3 separate regions of the Mus musculus genome follow, and regions 2 and 3 are each linked to region 1. Evidence: chromatin loops called from intact Hi-C (ENCODE). Cell type or tissue: left cerebral cortex. All regions are shown on one strand. Links, peaks and the distances in the headings refer to the core of each region. The heading gives the core; the rest is flanking DNA.

The links. A loop is a pair of places that touch in the nucleus more often than their neighbours do. Peaks named below come from ENCODE experiments on the same cell type or tissue, not always from the same donor. Only the 100,000 strongest peaks of a DNase experiment are listed, where the experiment ranks them.
Region 2: a loop joins it to region 1, with 2.4 times the contacts of the local background. A loop is called at or near these places in 16 of 42 quality-filtered maps.
Region 3: it touches region 1 in a loop (3-fold over the local background); 24 of 42 quality-filtered maps call a loop at or near these places.

Annotation. Positions count from the first base shown.
Region 1 is chr14:27,335,274-27,341,695 of GRCm38, forward strand. Arhgef3 (Rho guanine nucleotide exchange factor (GEF) 3) reads left to right here and starts at 764. Exons shown (of 10, transcript NM_001289687.1): 1 at 764-996. The coding sequence starts at 904. In left cerebral cortex, for the core only: a CTCF peak has its summit at 2,954 (motif pointing right); DNase peaks (open chromatin) are centred at 734, 1,351, 1,429, 2,060 and 1 more place; H3K4me3 peaks cover 3,130 bases; H3K27ac peaks cover 2,316 bases.
Region 2 is chr14:27,427,519-27,432,518 of GRCm38, forward strand. It overlaps Tasor (transcription activation suppressor), which reads left to right and starts at 1,316. Exons shown (of 24, transcript NM_001114879.2): 1 at 1,316-1,866. The coding sequence starts at 1,551. It overlaps Gm52095 (a long non-coding RNA gene), which reads right to left and starts at 1,109. Exons shown (of 4, transcript XR_003951011.1): 1 at 1,024-1,109. In left cerebral cortex, for the core only: a CTCF peak has its summit at 2,034; DNase peaks (open chromatin) are centred at 1,262 and 2,028; H3K4me3 peaks cover 2,093 bases; H3K27ac peaks cover 1,806 bases.
Region 3 is chr14:27,404,810-27,409,809 of GRCm38, forward strand. Gm52095 (a long non-coding RNA gene) reads right to left here. Exons shown (of 4, transcript XR_003951011.1): 4 at 1,073-1,353. Among named protein-coding and RNA genes, the nearest start is that of Gm34702, 7.0 kb to the left of the region's middle. In left cerebral cortex, for the core only: no CTCF peak of the experiment used is centred there; no DNase peak of the experiment used is centred there.

The DNA of each region.
Region 1 (6,422 bases), core at 632-5,631:
GTTGTTGTTGTTGGGGTTTTGTGTGTGTGTGTGTGTGTGTGTGTGTGTGTTTGGTTTTTTTTTATAGGTTGGTCTGGGCTGCAGCAACGATCTTGTAATTACTTCTTGGGCATTTAAAACGTCAGTGTTTCCCCAGAAAAGATCCCCAAAAGCGTGGTCTTCGCTCTAAGCTGGAAACAGACTGAATCAGTCCAGCGTGGGTGTAGGCTGTAGGTGTAGGGGCCTGTGTGGTGGGGGAGGAGAGGGGATGGTTAGAGGGGACTCCGTTCCTTCCGTACTGCGTGGTGGAAAGTATTTGTCTCTCAGCTTTGGAGCTTGGTTTCACGGTGCTTTTTGAACTGCACTTAAAATGGGTGCATTTTACTGTTTGGACTGCTTTTACCTACTAAAGCTTATTTTTAGTAAAATGTATCCAGGACAGCCAGAGATGTAGAGAAACCCTGCACACGCAGGTTTCCTCCCCTAACCCCTCGGAAAGTGAGAGCCTGGCTTGGGACTTGCCCCCTGCTCTATCAGCGTTTGCCTAGGGTCCTGGTTTCCTTGCTACAAGCTATGTAGCGGTCTGGGGTCTGGCAGCTCCACGCAAGCGTCCCCTGAGGTCCCCAAAGTCTGCAGAACCGCCCCAGCCTCAGGAGGCGTCTGTAAGTTCGCACCTGGCGCTCCTTGGAGGGCGGGGTGGGCCTCTCTAGTCCCGCCTACCCGCCCTCCCTCAGTGGGCATGGCTTAAAGCGGCCCCGCCCTTCCCGGTGGAGCTTAGGCGTCAGGTCCACTCTGCAAGAAGCAGCTGTAGGTGTTCGCATCGCCGTCGCCTGCATCGTGGAGCTCGGGCCCTCTTTTACCCGGGATTTTTGTTGTCGCCTGAAATTAGCGGTGACATCTCAAAGGGCAGGCCCGGCAGCCGCCATGGTGGCCAAGGATTACCCCTTCTACCTCACTGTCAAGAGGGCAAACTGCAGCTTGGAGGCGCCCCTGGGCAGCGGGGTGGCCAAGGACGAGGTAGGACGCGCCCTCCACACACCTGCACCTCCGGGCTTCTCTGCCACCTCACCCTGTGTACCGCTCGCTTTCTCTCCGTCTCCCCCACGTGCTGCGCTTCTCCAGATCGCCCCTTCAAGTGTTCCCTCTCACGCCTTCTCTGTGGGTCCTCTATCGCTGCCCTGCTCCCTGAGCTCGGGAACCGCAGATCTTTGATGCTGCTTCTTTCCTTCCGAGCGACTGGCAGACCGAACCCCAGTCTCTGTCTAGAGCCTGCAAAGGCACCTACCTACCCGCTGCCCTGTTAGGAAGGCCCGGGTGTCGAGAGAGAGCCTCGTAAAGCAATGTCTCCCCGTCCCCGGCCGGGGTTAAGAGAGCTAAGTTCTTGGGGACCGGTTCAGACATTTCACCAGACACACTTGGTTTTGTAGCTGTTTGAGAGCAAGGGCGGGACAGGGCACCTTTACTTGTCACAAGTAACCAATAAAGGAGGTTGGGGGAAGGGTGTCGTTCATTTTGGGTCTGAGCTAAATGAGTAATTGAGGCTCTCCTTCATGACTGCTGAAAACGAGCTAAAACGTTGGTGAATGGGAAGCTGACTTGAAATGCTAGAAACAGTTCCCATTCTGGGAACTTGGGCGCGGGGAGAGGGGCAGTGCCCTTGGGTAATCCAGGGAGTCCTCTCAGTTTGGCTTTCTTAGGCTTTCCTCTCCCACCCCCATGTGTCCTGTCTCTGGCAAATTGCTGACTGCCCTTAGAAGTTGGTTAGGTTCAGTTGGGGGAGAAGACGATTCTCATTCTTTTTCAAGGTTTTAGAGAAGACAGTTAATTGTCTTATCAGACTCCAGTTTTGCTGTGGTGGAGTCCGTAGGACCAGCTCATCATGTCGTCTGTCTGTGTCTGTGTCTGTGTGTGTGTGTGTGTGTGTGTGTGTGTGTGTGTGTGTGTGTGTTCGTTCTCCACTTTCCTCTGCCTCACTCTGAGAGACTCGGGGTGGGCAGTGACGCTGGAGGCAGGTGTGTGTCCCGCCTTGTCACAGCACTGTTGATTCCACCTACACAACACATGTAGGTCTGCTTGGTGTGTGCCCTTGACGCTCTGAATTCTGTATAGGTGTGTTTTGGGGGTTGGTAGCATCAGAGATCCATTTCCTCCAACAAGATTGCCTCCCTTCAACAGGACTCCACCAGATTCTGGTTAGATCCTCCTTTTTGTTTGCTGAGCACAAGATAAGCCTCTGGCCTTTCCGTAGCTAGTTGAATATTTGTAGAGTTTGTAGTCTCAGCAGCTGTGGAAGTGTAGTGGGCTCTCATCTGTTTGGTACCGTCATGGAGTTCAGGTTGATAGAGCCTAGAATGGATATGAGTTTTCAGTAGCAATGGGACTGGTGGCTTCTCCAACTCCTGGGAGGAGATAAAGCATACCTGGTTTGGTTAATACATTAAAGTGGGCCAGAGAAGATAAGAGTGAAAATCGCTGGGAATTCTGACCAGGCTTTTTTTTTTTTTTTCATCTTTTTGTCTTGAGTTTTGGGGTCCTGTGGTAAAGGCTTGAGTGAACCTGTCTGCTTATTCCTTCTTCCCTTGTTAGTCATAGTCTGTAGATATATATGTGCTGTAGCATTTCAGGAACAGTTATGCTAATTTTCCTCACTACTAATAGGATCCACAAAATAAAGTATATCTTATTTTCCCTTTGTGGGGATGTAATTATGTAAAAACAAGGATGGGAGGTGAGTGCTTTTGGGGAATATTGGTATTTTTCAGGGATCACCATTGAGTTTTATTAATATAATTGTCTTTACCATAATCAAAGTACACTTTACACAACTTGATGGCTCCGACTTTGTTGGTCAGCTATAAATCACTTCCCAATAATGAAGATAGGCTAGATTGGAAAAAGAAACTTAAGTGGGTTTCAGGGCAAGTTTCATTAGCACAAAAGGCGACTGAACAGAAATATATATTTTCTGCCGGTAGGTGTCGCCAGTATTTATAAATGTCTAACAGCAACAACCAAAAACCACATTCCCTCACTGTCTTAAAAAAAACAAGATTATATAATTGTTTATAAAATAGATATTAAGTCCTGAGAACGTTTCTTTTTCAAGAAACTTTTCTTTTTTTGTAAAAAGAACGATAATAAAAGGAAACCTGTGTGTCTGAAGGCCTTCCTGAGATGACAGGACCTGTTGACCTTCAGGGCGCTTGTGTCGAGCACCTGTGCCTGGCACAATTGTGTGATGGCAGTTCCTCCTGAGCATGTTCGAGGGAAGACCGTGTGTGCAGTGTGGCCGTGGCTGCAGCCAGGTTCTTCTAGCACTCAGTCACCAGCAACTTGATGTTCACTTAACAGAAAGCTCAGCGGGGAACAGGTAACCATGCCATCTACCTGAGGAAAAATGATGAATACATTCTCTTAAAAGCAAATAATAAAATTTCTCTTCAGGGTTTAATTCAAATGCTTCTTTTTAAAATTTTATTGATAGTTTCCAGTGGAAGCAAAAACGATACATGTTTACATTTTTTCTTTAAAATAATCCATTTTAAACTTTAAAAAAATATTCCGCATAGGTTATGATAGTGCATGCCTGATATTTTGTATCAACTAATAAAATAGTGCTGCTTCTTCTGCCATTTCTTACATGGGTTGGATTGCAAATACTGCTCCTAAACCTGGCGTTTCTTATGGGTGTATGCGTTGGACTGCAAATGTTTAGGTGTAATGCCCCTGACTAACTAGCCATAAAATTCTCCAGCTCTCATCATCACTGTGAACTGTGAGGAGCTTTTTACACAGCTTTGGATTTTCACAGAAAATTGTCACGTGATACAAGCAGTTTATTAATGTAACCTTGCTCAGTTTATCTCCATTTTCATTGTCATGAAAACTTTGATCTCTGCTCACTCCAGGACTGCTCCGAGTACCTGCTCAGTTCCCTAAGTGGGAAGCTGAGAACGCTAATGAACCAGGCTGATTATCAGTTCAAAATCTGTTTCTCTGTGGTAAGGTTTACTTTAAATAGAAGGTGAGGTTTACTTTAAGTAGAAAATTCAGTAGCCAGGCATGGTTAAGGAAGTTAAGGTGAGGGCAGGCTTCTAAGAGTTGTAGGTCAACATTATGTTTACTATTTGTGTGTGTGTGTGTGTGTGTGTGTGTGTGTGTGTGTGTGTGTGTGTATGCATGCGCATGCGCGCACGCATATGTGCAAATTCAAGCATGTGAAGGTTAGAGAACATCTACCTCTCTCTCTGAAATGTTGAACGATCTGGGGATTGGACTGAGGCCATTAGGTTTGTATACCTGTTGCTCTTACCTGCTAGTCCATCTCCGTGACCTCAGTTTCATTTTTAATGGAATCCAGACATTTTTCTTGTGTTAGGCTTGGCATCCTGGTAGGCTTCTCACTTTGGGCATAGATGTGTTCCTTGGCATCAGGCCTCATTGGTTGGTGGTATTTCTAGCCATTGCTTCATCTCTTGGTGCTTATAAAAATCTCAGTGCATAGGTAATAGGTGTAGTTCATGAATAGTTGAATATTACCCTGGGCTCCCAAAAGTATAGGTTCTAGTTTTTACTCAATCAGTAGCCTTGCATAGTCTTATGAATAATGGCATACAGTGGATATAAAATTAAAGCATTCTACCATGCCAGGATCTCTTAAGACTCCTTGTAGCTCATCACAAAACATATATTAAATCCCAGCTTTGTGAATAAGGACACCAAAGAAAGGTGACTTGCAGAAAAAATACAAAGAAAATCCAACTCGATCCAAGATTCAATACCAGATTTTCTGATGGATTTAGCCTGGTGTTCAGTACTTAAAAAAAAAAAAAAACTAATGGAAAAAAATGAAGGTAAATGCAAAACAGACATATATAATGCCCCCAAATAAATACTGTCTTTTAAACAGGTAACCTTAACTGAGAATGTACCTCTGAAGCTTTAGCTACAGGACAAGCTGGGCCCCATGTTCTTCGGTGATTTGTGCCTCCCCCAGTCAACAACTGTATTTGAAAGTTGTACCCACTTAGAGGTACACTCTTTGGGTACCAGTTACCGAGCTAAGTGGTCAACTGGTTTTCTGGACTTAGCTTTTCTTGGAATCTACATTGTATAGTATTGAACTGTCAGTCTATATGGGCATGCAAACAGCCATGGCAGCTATTACAACTAAATCCTAAAAGTTCTTTAGATGGCTTAGTAGGCCTCAGATTTCTCTGGGTGAAAAGCTGCACAGTGACCCAGAGAGAGGTCACCACTCACTGGTAGTTCTGATTCAGGTCACTTGTTCCCCTGGAAGGGTGTCTTGCAGGTACAGTTCTCCAAGATGAGCACATAGTGGATAAGATATCTTAGAGGAAGGGAAGTTAACTTTATCCATGAGGACTTTTAGGCTGTTCCAGGGATTGACTCTGGAATAAGGCTATCTGGTCCCCTTATCTTCCCCACAACCTGATAGTGGAGTGACTTGGGCAAACCATTGTGCTAGTTTTCATGATCATAATCTAAGGTAATGATAGTGCTGCCTCCTAGAAATGTAGTGAAGGTCAAATAGGGAAGTTCATGTAGTTCCTGGCACATAGAAATCTCAGTGAGTGTTATCCAGCCTGGTGTGGTGACTCACACCTGTAATCTCAGCTCTAGGAGGTAGGGTGGAAGTATTCATGAGTTCAGGTCAAGCATGGATTATAAATCAAGGCCTTGTGTCAAAAAAAGAGCAAGGTCATGTGCATCACCCTAGTTAATGAATACACACACACACACACACACACAAACACACGTATCTCAATCATCCATGCATGGGGGGAGCTCCATATGTATGTCCTTCACTTTGATCATAATCACAATGATCATATGAAGTTAGTGCTACCCTCTGTCTTTGTTAGGGTTACTATTGCTGTGGTGAAACACCATGACCAAAAGCACATTGAGGTGAAAGGGTTTATTTGACTTCTATTTCCACATCACAGTTCATCATCAAAGTCAGGGCAGGAGCTCAGAGGCAAGAGCTGATGCAGAGGCCATGGGGGATGCGGCTTAATGGCTTGCTTCCCGTGGCTTGCTCAGCCTGCTTTCTTATAGAACCCAGGACTACCAGCGCAAGGAGGTAGTAGGCTGATACTACTACCGCAGCAGGCTGGGTCCTCCCCCATCAATCACTGATTAAGAAAATGTCCCACAGGCCTGTGTATAGCCCAATCTTAACAAGGCATTTTTCTTCCTCCTCTCAAAGTTGCCTCCTCTCAAAGTGACTTTAGGATGTGTCAACTTGACATAAAACTACCCAGCACGTCCTGTGTTGTAAAAAGAAGGAAAGACTCTGAGAACGATGTCATGGCTGAGCTATGTGGTAGAGGCCCCAAGACTCACAGCTTAGTCTGGCTGTGAAGTCTGTACTTTCCCAACCACATCACATTGCCACAAAGTGACTAAATCACCGGTCT
Region 2 (5,000 bases), core at 1-5,000, 92 kb after region 1:
AACTGATTTACATACACTTTTCCTTGATTTGGTTCACAGAGGTGCAGGTTTTACACTACACACGATGCCAAACAATGGATGCTTATCCCAGATCCTCTGCTGCTCTTGGAGAGCTCTTCAAGTACCAATCACTTGACAGAGGCTGTGGCTCTTTTGCAGTTTATTATCTTGGCCTAACAATTCCTTCAGTAATATTGAGGTGTTGGGGGACAAAGACCTGGGCGTCCTGCTGCTGTTGCTTAGAGATCTTGAGTAAAAAGTATCCCGTGTTTCTTCATCAAATGCATTATTGGGCCGGAGCTGCTTGAAAACTAGGCCTTAGGCTGTATAAATACTTTGGATGAAATTAGACCTGGCTTTTGTCATCTCAATTTGCCTAAATTTCAACATTTAAATTGTGCAAAAGCATCTACTTGGTATCTGTTGTGAGAATGTGTCTATACAGATGGTAACTCAGAACCCCTTACCTAGAAAGAAACTATTGAAAGGCCCTCCCTTCATTTCACTATCAAATTGTTTTCTTCTAGGTGGTCGAACATTCTTCTAGGTGTGCGAGCATTCGTGCCTCCCATCATTAGGTTGTAAATTGTGCGGAAGAATCCCAAATATTGAATGTTTGCTTATGTAGTGCTTTGGTCTGGAGTACGACCAGTGCTCGTGATCTACTGGGAAAGCAGAAAGTCTGGATGGAATAGGATGTTATCACCCTGCTTATCACTGGAGGCCATTTTCTTATCTCTCTTCACTGCCTTTCTTATTGTTTGTTTATAGTCTTTATGCATATAGGTGGCTTGCCTGCATTTATGATAGAGCACCACACGTATACCTAGTGCCCTCCGAGGCCAGAAAAGGACTTGGATTCTTTGAAGTGACTAACTGCTGGTTGAGTTGTCCTATGTCGGCTGGAGCTCGAATTCTGGTCCTTTGGAAGATCAGCTCAGAGCAGACCGATCACACGACCAGGATCAGCCAATTATGTGCCGGGTTTGGTCCACAGACCTCCGGAGGAAAGAAGGTGCTTACTTGCAAGAGTACTGTCCGAAAGACGTCCTCTGGGCTTGCCTCCGTCAAACGCAGTGCGGAGAGGGCAGGGCCCAGGAATCCGCAGAATGCTGCCAAGCCCAAGCCCTCACTCTGAAGCGATGGCGTCGACGCTTTCCCCGGGCGTGGCACTCTCCTCTTTTGGCGGGCTCGGCATCGCGAGGCTCCGCCCTCCTGGAACGGTCTCTCTGCAGTCGCGGAGGCGGGCTCTGCATTTCTATTGGTAGAGCGGGTCCGCCGAGGCCCCGCCCCCTCCCGGGCCCGACGCGAGCACGTTGGGTAGCCAGGGCCGGTTGAAAAGCCGCCCGAATCCGGAGCAGCTCCCGGGGCGAGAGGCACGCTTAGGGCCGCGGTGGCGGTTAAGAGGCGTCTCTGTGGCTGGAGTGCGGTCCCCGGGGGCGGAGGGGCCGGGTGGGCCGAGACCTCGGCGGCCTGGCCCGCCGCCCTTCCTCCCCTACGCCCGTCGACCTTGTGGGCGGAAGCTCCCTGGAGCGCCTCACGCCCGCGCGATGGCGACTGCCGCGGAGACGGAGGCCCCTTCGACGGACGCGAGCTGGAAAAGCCGCGGCGGCGGCGGCGGAGACGACGGGATGAAGCCAGCGCTTCCGGAGCTTGAGTCCTCCCTACAAAATGGCGGCGGCGACGGCGGCGGCGGCGCGGGGCCTGAGGAGACCGCGGCAGCTGAAGCCGCCCGGAGCTACGGCCACGAGCAGCCTCAGCAAACCTCCGAAGCGGCCGCGGCCGCTCTGCCCAAAGGCGCCGAAGAGCCGGAAAGGCCTTTTAGGCGGAGTTTTCAGATCCCCAGGAAGAGCAGAGAAAAGAAAGGTGGTGCCTCCCCTTCCTCCCACCCCCTCTCTCGCTTCCCTCCCCCTCCATCTTTTTCATTAAGACCTCTCTGTCTCCTCTCCCCACACCCATCCGAGACACGTAAACACGCACGCAAGCGCCAGCAGCCTCTCCGCTCACGGCCACGGCCGCCCAGCCGCCCTTGGTGCGAGAGGATAGGGTGGAACCACGCTCCGCCGCTCCCCCTCTCCCCGTGGAAGTTGGAAGTAGCTCAGGTTTGAAGCGTTTCCATAAGGCTGCGGCTCCCCGAGCGGAAAGATGGTGCTCGGTGCCCCTCTTTTCCCCCAAGCCCCGAAGGCAGAGAAGCTGATGGTGGCCTCCTAAAGATGCTTCTGAGAAGTCTGCTTGTGGAAGTAGCCTGTGGCCATGGATTCTGAGGCTTTCTCCAAGGCCACTGCGTTCTAAGGACAAGTGTTTCTCACTGTGGAAATTCTTCAGCTCTGTGTGTCTACTTGAAATGTGCTCGATGTCAGCGTCTTCTATTTAGAAAACTCTCCATTAGTATATGCGCTCCATGCAGTTTTCCATCACACTTCATTTCCATGTAGTTTTTTTTTTTTTTTTTTTGGAAAAGCATTAGCTTACGTAGGTTCTTCTGTATAACTTCCAAGCCTAGAATGACTTTTCTTAAACGATTATAGGAACAGTTGGGTTGCTTACTTTTTGAGATCTTAGTGCCATATTGTAAAACGTACACTTTTTTTTTTCTTAGAGTAGGTTTTGACTGTCCGATAATTTGGAATTTTCTGGATTTGACTTAAACACTTACCTTCTTACTGCGTGTTTTTTTTTTTAATTGTTTATTTCCCAAATCTTTTTTTTTTGTCATTTGAATATCTGAAGATTTAGAATCTTGATTGGAACCGTGCATCTGGGTAACCAACTCTCTGCACAACTGAGATTATGAAAGTATAAAGAAAGTTCCTTTCTAAATGGATGACAAAGCGAAGGAAATAGCATGAGAAACCATGCAGAGAAGGATGAAGTTGATCTTTGCCGGCTGAAGTGAATGTTTCTAGAAATACTCTTTAAATGATGTAATACTTTAGGGTGTAGGGCAAGACAGTGAATTCACTTGATGTCGTTAAGGTGTGTATGGCTGTGCTGATACAAGAAAAGTTAGATACTCATCCCCAACCGCCAGTTGGTAGAAAAGGTGAGAAGTACTTTTAAGTAGGGCCTCATAATGTAGTAAGGGCTTAACAGTTTCAAGCTGTATCAAACCTTTTTGACATCCTATTTTGGATTTTAAATGACTAAGGCTTTGAACAAATCATTAAAACAAGACTTTAAAAAGGGACCAGAAAACTGGCTTAGAGTCCTTTAGGATTCTGTTTGAAAATTTAGTAAGGTAGTATGTACTTCTTAAATTTCATAAGCCAAATCCAGAAGTTGCTCTAAAATGACTGCCCTTGAACATACTAAAAGTGGCACAGGGAATTAGGGAGTATAAACCTTAGCTGCTTTTTCCGTGGAGTCTGATGTATTCCTTGGGGGAAATGAGATAGTTTCCATTTTGCCTAGGGATATGATTTTTACTTTCTCAATTGTAAGGGAGGTTGTAGTTAGAAAAACATGGTAGGGTTTTTTTAAATTTTTACTGAAAATAATTCTTAATATCTTACTGTAAATCAGGCAGCAGTTGTTCAAATAGTACATAATAGGGTCAAATCAAAACTTTACAAAAACCAAATAATAGAATCTCCTTAAGTTGTTCAGCCCTTCGACTTGAAATGCTCCTGTCTCAGCCTTCCTGCTAGGTGGAATTACAGGTGATATCATGATCTATTAATACAGCGCTTTCAAGTAACTATTTTACCCATCTCAGATTTTATTCTAAATTGGGAGAAGTTAGTCTTTGAATTTCAATTTTATAGTTAAAAACATTGTCACTTTAGAACAGTTACAAGAGTCTTTTTCCTTTTTTTTTTTTTTTTTAAAGACAGCCTTACAGCCTTTTACATAGTCCTGGCTGCCTTGGAACTCACAGAGATCCACCTACCGTTCTCTTCAGAGTGCTGGGATTGAAAATAAGCAATACCAGCCTTACCTGTCTCTGTCTGTCTGTCTCTCTCTCTCTCTTTAAACATCACTTAATTGGATATAGTGTGCAACACAGAACAAATGGTTGGAAGGAAAACAAAATAGTATAGAGACTGTTAAGTTTCCTTCCATCATTGATGAGAAGGTTTGAAAGTATGTTTAGGATTTAGCTTGGTACTAATGGTCATCTGACTTGCTAGTATAAAAATTTTTTTTTATAGATTTACCAGTCTTAACTGTTTTCTGGTGAAACTTAAAGTTTGGATGTTAATTTTTAAACAATTTCTTAAAATACCATTCAGTATAATTTATAGGCCATGCTGCCATCAAACATGCAGCCATCCTCTTGTCTCAAGTTTCCTAAGTGCTAAAGTTTCACAGAAATAGGAACTTGTCCAGCTCTTGAAAGTTTCCTTGATGACAATAGCATGATATCTAAATGCTGCCATTTTAGTGGTATACTGGCAAGCAATATTGTACTTGATAGGTTGTAGACATTGCTCTTTGTACATAATTACATCTCAACGATTCTTTGTGGTAGGTATATGTCCATTTTACAGAAAAACTGAAGTACTGAGAAGTCACTTGTCACTTAATAAATGGAATTTGAACATGTATAGACAACTTGGAACTACTCAACTCTAGTGAGGTTATTCCTAATAGTCTAAATTATATTTTTATTTAGGGAGGCAGGGTTTATTTTGGCTCACAGTTTCAGGGTATAGTTGATTATGCTGAGAAGTCATAACAGCACAAGCCTGGCAGATAATCACATGACAAAACATCTGTAATCAGAAAACAGAGATGAATGCTCCCTCCTCCCCCATGCTCCCTGTGAATTCCAAGCTGGCCTCAAACTCAAAACTTGGATACTACTACTTTAGCCTCCTAACACCGCCACGAGTGGCTTTATAATCTAGAATTTAAGTTAGCTTTTTATTTGACCAGTTGTGAAATTGCAAAGTTTAGCATATATTCAACCTTGGGGAGAATTTTGAGATGGAAAGATTATGTTCACTGTAAGTAATGGCAGATTATATGTTTTAGAAGGTTTTGTATTTTAAGTTTTT
Region 3 (5,000 bases), core at 1-5,000, 69 kb after region 1:
CCATATCCTTTAACACACTGTCCACTCCTAGATTTGGCACAGCGTTCACATAGATGGTAAGTCCAGTTTTGTTTTTCTCAAGGGAAAAAATATCAAGTTTTCTGTCTGCAATCCCAGCACCGTAGAGGTTGAAGCAAGAGAATTGTTTTAATTTGATGGCTAGCCTGGGCTAGATAGTACCAGGTCAGTCAGCTACATAGTTAAATATCACACACACACACAAAATGAAAAAGAAAGGAAGGAAGGAGCCGGGCGTGGTGACGCACGCTTTTAATCCCAGCACTCGGGAGGCAGAGGCAGGTGGATTTCTGAGTTCGAGGCCAGCCTGGTCTACAGATCGAGTTCCAGGACAGCCAGGGCTACACAGAGAAACCCTGTCTCGAAAAACAAACAAAAAAAGAAAAAAAGAAAGAAGGAAGGAAGGGAGTGAGGAAGGGGAGGAAGGAAGAAAGGAAGGGAGAAAGTGAAAGAAAAAGAAAACCCGTCTGCTTTGTTCTCTGGTCTCCCTTTGCCCATGCTTCAGAGACATTTTGGACAGTCTCCACATTTTGTTTCTAGAGTGGCATTGGCTTGTTGACTCTAGGCGCTGTATCTTTGCTAGAAGGTTAGTTGTTGGTGCTGACATTTTGAGAGTTAGTACAAGTGGCGGCAGGCTACATGGGCTTCAGTCTGCTCTGAGGCTGTTATAGTACATGCAACTAGATGTAATCCTTGTAGTCAAGACACAATGAAAACAGCCGGGGCTGGCAATCTTGTGCAGAATTAGAGTGTGGTTTCAGTTTCTGGCTTGTGGTCACTGCCACTGACTGCTTTAGTTTCCATTGCCAGAAGTCTCCAGCTGCTAAGAATGCAAACTTCGTGGTTGTTACAGGATGCTACAGCCCATCTCGGTGAGCAGCCTGTTCAACTTTATGTTCTCTATGCACCCATTTTTTTTTTTTTTTTTACTTCCCCAAATCTAGAGCACCACCTGGTTCTAGAGAATGGACATGCAGAATTGGAAGACAGTTCCCCAAACCCAGAGCTGTCTATAGGGATCTTAACGTCATCAGGATCAGAAGCCCCACATGAGCAAGGCCACCTTGAGAAGAGGTCACTACCCCTCAAGTCTGTGTAGGCAGACAGTTTTAACAATGTCACTGCTCCTTACATCACACCTTTTTTCTTCAGGAATGTTGGTGGTTCTCCCAGTCAGCAACAGGCCTACCTAGACAGAGCGGTTTATCAAGGGGTAGCCTAGTTTCCTTTGTTGCTGTGATAAATACCATGACCGAAAGCAACTTGGAGAGGAAAGGGTTTATTTCTACTTACAGTTTCAGGTTACAGTCCCATCAAGGAAAGTCAAGGCAGGAACTGAAACAAACCATGGAAGAATGATCTTTACTGGTCCACTCACTGATTTATGCTCAGCCAGCTTTTTCTTTTTCTTTTTAATGTATCTCCCTGCCAAAGGGAATGGTGCCACCCATAGTGGGCTTGGGTCTCCCTGCCCCCCACTAATTATCAGTGAACACAATTTACCATAAACATGGCCACAGGTCAATCTGATCAAAGCTGTTCTTCAATTAAGGTTCCCTTTTCCCATGTGATTCTACATTGTAAAGTTGTTGCATGAGACCCTGTCATAACATACATACATGGTGGGGGGAATATTTGAGATACAGAATGTGATGGGGAAGGGGACCCAAAAGGGTAACAGTATGAATATGACCAAAGTACATTATATTCATGTATGAATACAAGGGAGCAGGGAAGATATTCCATTGGTAAAGTACCTGTCTTGCAAGCATGGAGACTTAATGTGATCCTCAGAATACACTACACTTGCAAGGTGACATGGCATGATCTTGTAGTTCCAGACTGGGAAGATGGAGGAGATAGGGGGATCCTTGGAGCCCACCTAATTGGTTAATCAGAGACTGTGTCAGGGAAGGTGGAGAGTGTGCCCGGGGATGACACCCAGGGTTGTTCTCTGGCCTCCACTTGCACACACACACACACACACACACACACGTATACACATACACCTGTATTTGAAGAAATGTCACAATGAGGGACAGGGAGAGTTGGCTCGGTCTTAAAGGGCTTGCCGTACAAGCATCAGGACTTGAGTTCAGATCCGCAGCATCCATGGAAAATCCTAGCACTCGGGAGGTGAGCATGTGAGAGCATGTGTCTGTACCTCAGCACCTGGGGAGGGGGTTTGCAAATGAGCGGACCCCAAGGGCTCACTTGCCAGCCAGTCTAGCCGACATGTGGAAGTTTAGACCAAATGAGAGGTCCTGCTTTGAAAGTTCAGGTGGCGAACAGCAGAGGAAGGCAGCCAACCTGATGTCACCCTCTGGACTTCTCATGGGCCAGCACATTGGCATACACACAAAATTCTTGCCACAGAGGAACCCATTGCTTAGTACATGCTAAAAGAAAAAGCAAAGGTGAACCCTTGGGCGGGAGCCTCTTTAGTTTTGATATATGTGTACATACTTTTAGGAGCCTTCTCAATAAAGAGAATCAGGAATTTTGTTGTTGTTGTTGTTGTTCATCGGGTTGCGCTAGGGAGTGTGTGTGTGTGTGTGTGTGTGTGTATTTCCTTTGGAGAAAGGGTCTCACTGTGTTTTCCACACTCATCTCGAACTTGCTGTAGAGAATAGACTGATCTTGAGCTTGGAGCAACTCTCCTGGCTCTGACTACATTACAGCACTATAGTGAGCAGCACACCTAGCCTTCATATATGCACTTTTAAATTGGGTTTTTCTGCATGTATTAACACTGGGATCAAACAGTAGGTGAGTACTCACATCACTGAGCTACATCCTCAACTTCTATTTTTATTTTATTTATTTATTTATTTATTTATTTATTTATTTATTTTGGTTTTTCAAGACAGGATTTCTCTGTATAGTCCTGGCTGTCCTGGAACTCACTCTGTAGACCAGGCTGGCCTTGAACTCAGAAACCCGCTTATCTCTGCCTCCCAAGTGCTGGGATTAAAGGCGTGCGCCACCATGTTGGGTTCAAAGTATGAATGGCTTCAAAACAATTCTGAGATATTTGTTTGCTTCCTGTCGTTGTGGATGAGCAGTTTTTTAAGGTAAAAGAAAATCTTTCAAAAACAGAAGCAAAATACCTTCTGGACCAGATAAAGCTAAGGAAGTCACCATCCAGAGACCTCTAGGGTAAGAAACCTGGTAGAGGGGCTGGAGAGATGGCTCAGTGCTTAAGAGCATGAACTGCTCTTCCAAAGGTCCTGAGTTCGAATCCCAGCAACCACATGATAGTTCACAACCATCTGTAATGGGATCTGATACCCTTTTCTGGTGTGTCTGAAGACAGCTACAGTGTACTCATATACATAAAATTAATTCTTTTTTTTTAAAAAAAACCTGGATCTGAGAATTCTGGGAGACTAAAAAGTATCTACTTGTGTGAGGTTTGCATTGTTATGACAAAATGCCAGAGAGGAACAATTTAAGAAGAAATTTGACTCATGGCTTTCAGTCTTGGTCATTTACCCCCATTCTTTGGTACCTGAGACAAGCTTGGCAGGCCATCACAGTGCAAGTAAACAGGAAAGTGGCGCTGCACATCTTGTGGCAGCCAGAAAAGGGAGACAGGAAGAACCAAGGAACACAATACAGCCTTCAAAGGCGGCCACTCCCAGTGACCTGCTGGTGTCCCCAGGCCCTGACAGCAGATAGATAGACTCCACATCTGTAGAGACTGAATTTGTGATATAGGTGCCAAAGGGAAGACTTCGGAGGAAGACAAGTAAGAGGGTATGAAACTGCCATTACTCTGTGACTAACTTACCTAAAAGGTTCAGAATCTAAGCCAGGGGTAGTAGCAGAAGCCTGGGATCATGAAACACTTGGGAGGTGAAAGTAGGAGAACTGTGAGTTCAAGGCCAACCTGAACTATATTTCAAGTACCAGGTAAGCGAAGGCTACATAGACCTGCCTCGAGAGGTTGGCGAGGTAGCTCAGCGGAAAAGAGCATTAGCTGCTCTTTCGAGGACCCAGACTCTATTCCAGCGCCCACATGGTAGCTAATGAACGTCTAGAGCTCCAGGTCGAGGGGATCAGATTCTCCTTTCTGGCCTTGTCCAGGCACACACCTGGTATGTAGACATATGCAGTAAAACATCTATATGCAGATTTTTTTTTTTTTTAATTTTTAAAGAAAAGGAACCTGTCTCAAGAAAAACAAAGCATTCATCACCGGAGAGAGCAAGCTAAGAGCACTTGCTGAGTTTGCTGTGCGATCATGAGGAGTCAGGTTCAGAGCCAGTGCCACATAATAAGTCAGGAGCTTATAACTCCAGCTCACAACAATCCGGTATCCCCTTATGGCCTCTGTGCACTCATAGGAGCACGCACCTGCACATATCCACACAGACACATGCATACACATATTTTCTTTTCAAATTCTGAATCTTATGAACCCATTCATGAGATTAGACCCTTGCCTCATCGAACGTCCCAAAACCTCATCTCTGAACAGTACTGCACTGTAAACTAAATCTTTTACCTGAGAGCTCATGAAAGATGTGCAAGATCCAAGCATACCAGCACAGTGTGGAGAGACAACCTGGAGATGTCCCTCATAGACTCAGAAGAACAGTGACCAGAGCACTGATGTCAAGACGCACGCACGGAACTCTGAAGACCATCTATCTATCCAAGACAATGAGGAAGAGCTCATGGTTTTGGGAATCATGTCTGTCCTCACAAACCAACCTAGGAAAATACCATAGTCTAGAGATCACTGTGAATTATTCAGAAGACTCTGGCTTCAGGAGTAGAGAAATAATTAGCCTTAAACACTATGATACTGCTGGACAGGTCTTAAAGACCAAAAAGACTTTAACTGTTTCCAAGTTACTGCACCCCAAAGGAAGGCCTAGGAATATAAAAATACAAAAGTACCCAGCATCTCTCATTAAAGTCCACAATGTTGATGATTCAACGATTCCAAGGCACAGACAGAAAAAAAAAATACA